2 separate regions of the Mus musculus genome follow, and region 2 is linked to region 1. Evidence: chromatin loops called from intact Hi-C (ENCODE). Cell type or tissue: left cerebral cortex. All regions are shown on one strand.

Region 1 (2,500 bases):
AACCCTAGTGACCTCTTTCTTAAAGAAGGTTCAAGGATGTAGAGCTTGGGTTTTCTGAATAGTGCTCACGGCATGGTTGGTCTCTTGTTGGGGATCTTCTGAGGTAGGCTAATTGGTCATTGGAAAAGACAGGAACTTTAGATGGTTGCAGTGTTACTTACAAAGGCTGAGTGCTACATGCCTAAGGCCAAGAGTGTCTAGAAACCAGAGGATGGTCCTGGGCTATGCCCCATTTAAGGAAGGCCTGTTCTTGGATTTGCCCTGATACCCCACTTCTTTTGCTGAGATCCAGGCTGGGTTGGCACTGAGTAGGGGCTTATTTTTGCTGTGTATATCAGAGTCATCTGGTGTAGATAAGCTCAAGGCAAAGCAGGAGAAAGGAAAGACCATGTGAGGAATGGCCAGAATCATAACAGTGAAATGAGACCTAAGGGGGAACCAGCTCTTCTCTCCTGATCCTCAGTCCTGCCATCTGTAGACTGGCAGGCATGTGAACTTGGGGCATGTGGCCTCAAGTCAGAGTCCTGCCAGGAATCTGAGACCTGTAGCTGGATTTCATCTAAGTGGGAAAGAGCACCTAACTAGAGAGGGAGGACACATAGCTTAGAAGTTAAGGATGACTATGAATACAACCAGGCAGAGGTGAGCCCCTCAGGCAGAACACAGATGGCATCCATGTTTACTGCTAGAGTTTTGATGGCTTGACCTCCCTCCTGCCCATGCTCTACAGCAGCAGTATGCAGGGGCTGTTCTAGCAGTTACTCCTATGAAGAAAATAATTTGGAATGTCAGGGAGTCACGTTCTTTTGACAGTCTTAAATTCACTTTATTAAAGATAAATACAACAGCTTTGGCTTTTAGGATTATTTATGACAAATTGTTTTCTGCTTGTACACTTAGCCACTCACAGCACCTTGGGAGAAAATTGCTGTTGTATGGCATTTGACCTTGGCTCAACTTATTTTCTGAGGTTTTGAAAGTAGACCAGGAGAGTGTGGTGACTTCTGGAGAACAGTTGATCAGGCATCTTTCAAGTTCTGCTCCTCACCCTTCAGTCTGGGGATGTCAATGGGCAGACCTCGGTTTTAGCAGAGAGCTTGTAAGCATGTCCCACCCCTAGCCTTAGTATTAGGCAATAGAGTGATAGGTTGGTTTGGACATTTTTCTGGCTATTGATGGGTGTTATTGTGGCTTCTCCAAATTGAATGAGGATTTTTTTTTTCTTTTTTCTTTTTTTCTTTTAATACAGCTAGTGAGCCAAATGAGCCACACTGGGATAAACTCTGTTTGTTTACAAATTATGTAAGAGAAGGGCCCGCCATTAAATTCTCTGAGCCAGAATTTCTCTCCCTCTTCAAAGTTGTAATCAAACTAAACAAACACTTTTCTGCAGGAGAAACAGGAGCAGATGCTCCTGGGAGGCCTTCAGCAACTGTGGAATGTTTAAAGTAGAAACACGTAACCAAGGTGGAGCTGTTCCAGAAACAGTGCTTGTTCTAGCCAGAACTGAAGCACGTGTCAGCTTTTTTATTTAGGGCAAGAGGTGCAGAATGAACCAGGCCAGTGCAGGCAGGGTTTTCCTCGGAGTGTTTAACTGGGTTTTCTTATCCTGCTTCTCACAGTGTCAGCTCCATTGGATGTTACTTTCCTTTGCCTACTCCTTTTTTCCCCTTAGAAAACAGAAGAAAAGAAAACAACAACAACAACAAAAAGCACTCCCAAGTCTTTAATTATTATTCCTTATTTTTTAGCTGTGTTGGATTACAGTTGAACCTTATCTTTTTAACTGTGCTAGATTTTACAGCTGGGAGTCTAAAAGCCCTTCTGTTAGCTCCATTCTCACAGGGTCATTCAGGGAAGTGAGGTGGAAGCCTTCCTGGCCTTTGCTAGTGTCTCAGTGAGCCTGGGAGATTTAGTTCTTTTGGGCATGGGCAAAGACTTCTAGGCTCAAGGACACTTTTTTTTTTTTTTTTTTTTTTTTTAAGTTCTCACTAACTTGGATCTTTATTGAGTGCCTTGATTTAAGATTAATTCATTTTTATTCATGTGTATATGTCTGTATATGCCACATGAGTGCAGGTTCCAATGGGGTCAAAACAGGGTGTCAGATCCCCTCCTGTAAGAGTTATAGGCAGTTTTGAGTCTCAGGACTTGGGTTCTAGGAACCAAACTTGGGTCCTCTGAAAGAGCAGTATGTGCTTTTAACTATGGAGCTATTCTCTCATCCTGAAATGGCTTGATTTAATTTGGCTTGGGAAATTATAAAATTTCAGGACATCAGTATATAAATAGATGTGTACTTTTTTTGTTTGTGTTTTTGACACAGGGTCTCTATATAGTCTTGGCTATCATGGAGCTCACTGAACTTGAACTCAGAGATCTGCCCCTGCCTCCCTAGTGCTGGGATTAAAGGTGTATTCTACAGTGCTCGATTTTGATGTGTACTCTCTAAGCCATATGTAGGTTTCTGTGAAGTGTGCCCAAGATGAGCTTTTCTCAA
Region 2 (2,500 bases), 66 kb after region 1:
ATTTATGAAAGACTTGACTTTTTTGTTGCTCTATAGTAGTGTTACTTTGCATGAATAGCAGTCAATTTCAGGTCTCAAGAATGGCTGAAGAAGTGGTGTGAGGTGTCATCAGTATTCTTCACAGTGACAACTTGTATCCAGAGTAGTGTCCAGCCAAAACCACATTACTTTCCTGAGTCTTAGGAACTTGTCTGTTTTGACAGCAACCAGAAGCAAAAAGAAGTGAAAGCTTTTTTTTTTTTTTTGGTTGGTTTTGAGTAATGTTGTCTCTTTTGTTTGTTAGATTAAGGAAATGAAATAATTACTAGGGCCCTAGATGTGAGCAAGGTCTGGGCCATGTGCCCGTGGTGCTTCTATAGTTGGATAATCCTTTTGAACCAGTTCAAAGTGTTGGAATAACTGGAGCTGAGCACTGTCATCACTGATTAAATTCATATTATTGTTGGTTTCCCCTGTGAGCTGTTAGTACTCTGGTGTTTTTCTTGCTGAGAGCCTGCAGGCAGGCTACACATGCAGAGGTAACCAGTGTGTGCATCCAGTGCTATGTGTCTGGCTCTCCAGCTTACAGGAGTACTTTCTTTGGTCACTCAGCCCCTGCAGGGAAGCCCATCAAAGGCCATATATAGTATTTGTTGTAAGACAGGAGTATGTCTTTTAAAAACACATTACTACCAGGTAGTGCTGTGTTTGCTTTTAAGCTGTATTGTGTTTTGGGTTTTAGTTGCCTCTTATTGCAGCAGATAGGTACATTATAGAATCATTTTCAAACAGCTGATCAAACATCATGATTACAGGGAAGGTTCAATACTTAAATGCATTTTCTCACTTAGTGTCTATCCACTTAGCATAATTTTTATAAATGAATACTAGGATCTCTGTCTTTTAAAGCTATTATCCAGGCTGGAGAGATCGTTCAGCGGTTAAGAGCACTGACTGCTCTTCCGAAGTTCAATTCCCAGCAACCACATGGTGGCACATAACCATCTGTAATGAGATCTGACGCCCTCTTCTGGTGCATCTGAAGACATCTACAGTGTATTTATAATAATAAATAAAAATCTTTGGGCCGGAGGGAGCGGGGCCGACTGGAATGAACAGAAGTACTAAAACCAATCATCCTTATTTTCTAACCCATTAACTTTTGTATTTTCATTTTCAGTTTTTGACCAGAAATAGATGACTTATTTTCGGTGTCCTATGTATCACTAGGAGAGCAGTCTTCCCACTGAGTCACACCCCTCAGTTTGACTGTGGTTTAGAAGTAGCACAGGCTGTGCCCATTAACTTTATTATTTTTTTTAATGTGAGTTTTTCCTGGGGTGTTATTTTTATTATCCTCTTTTGGTACAGAGGAACCATAGATTATAGAAGCATTCTTGGTTTTTCTTTAAAAAGCAAAGTTGATTGGCAGAGACTCCAGCTGAGCATTCAGAAAACCTGTGCCTGAAGTGGAGGAGTGCTGGTTTACCTCTCAGACTGTTCCCAGTTGGAAGCCTCCACACACAGCCAGAGCTGCGGAGCTCCTTTGCTGTGTCAGTTCCTTATCCTTATTATCACAATCACTATGACAACAGGAAGAAAAGAAACTGTTCTTCTATGTTCTGGATTCCAGGAAAAATAGTTTAGGCCATTGGTTCAAAGAGCTAGAGAGGCATTCATTCAGGACAACTTTCTAACATTCTAAATGGCTCAGAGGGTAAATTATTCGGTGAACAAACATGAAGACTTGAGTTTGGATCCCCCAGAAGGTGGGGAGAATACTACAAGACTGTGATTCCAATACTTGTAAGTTAAAGTAGGCTGTGGAATCAGGAGATGCCCCAGGAGCTTAAGGCCAGCTAGCCTGGCATGTGCAGTGATAAAACAGCAAAAGACAAGATAGAAAACAAGGACTGACACCTGAGGTCACTTCCGACCTCTACATACATGCCTGTGCATGTACAAATACAGAGCTTTCTAATTTTTTAAAAAAGGAATTATGTATTTTTTATACATTAAAAAAAGGGTGAAAAAAACCTTATGATTCAAGAGAAAAGTGGATGGGGTTGTCACCCTATCCCTTCACATAATTTATAAGCCTTGATTTTAGCTACCACACTTTTAAGAAAAGGTCTGGACCATCTTGCATCCTGGACCACAAAGGGGAAAGGACAACAGGAGGGAAATTTCCCTTTAAATCCTCAGGAACTTTTGGATAAGGTCTTATTACCGCGTGAGTTAGCTTGTCCTACTAGTATAGCAAGTAGTTCCTATGTTACAGTGACTCACTTGCATGAAGATGATCCTTTTGAAGTTATTGTAAATCTTCAGTGAGATATAGAAGTGTTATAACCTTGGGCAAAAGCAGTTAGTCCATGTCTCTCTCCTTGAGACATGGGGAGACTGTGCCAGTGTGTTTCAACAATTTGTGTTGAAAGCTTCTGAAAGCTACTCTTGGTTTCAGAGCTTGGCAGGTGGACCATCTCAAGGGAACAGTTCTCTCCAGACACTTATGCCTGGT

The links. Peaks named below come from ENCODE experiments on the same cell type or tissue, not always from the same donor. Only the 100,000 strongest peaks of a DNase experiment are listed, where the experiment ranks them.
Region 2: it touches region 1 in a loop (2.0-fold over the local background); 5 of 42 quality-filtered maps call a loop at or near these places.

The regions. Positions count from the first base shown.
Region 1 is chr11:5,421,048-5,423,547 of GRCm38, reverse strand. The region is part of intron 1 of Znrf3 (zinc and ring finger 3); the gene reads left to right. Among named protein-coding and RNA genes, the nearest start is that of Znrf3, 23 kb to the left of the region's middle. In left cerebral cortex, no CTCF peak of the experiment used is centred here; a DNase peak (open chromatin) is centred at 1,477; H3K27ac peaks cover 1,808 bases.
Region 2 is chr11:5,355,412-5,357,911 of GRCm38, reverse strand. The region is part of intron 1 of Znrf3 (zinc and ring finger 3); the gene reads left to right. Among named protein-coding and RNA genes, the nearest start is that of Znrf3, 88 kb to the left of the region's middle. In left cerebral cortex, a CTCF peak has its summit at 1,015 (motif pointing left); DNase peaks (open chromatin) are centred at 1,477 and 2,463; H3K27ac peaks cover 1,074 bases.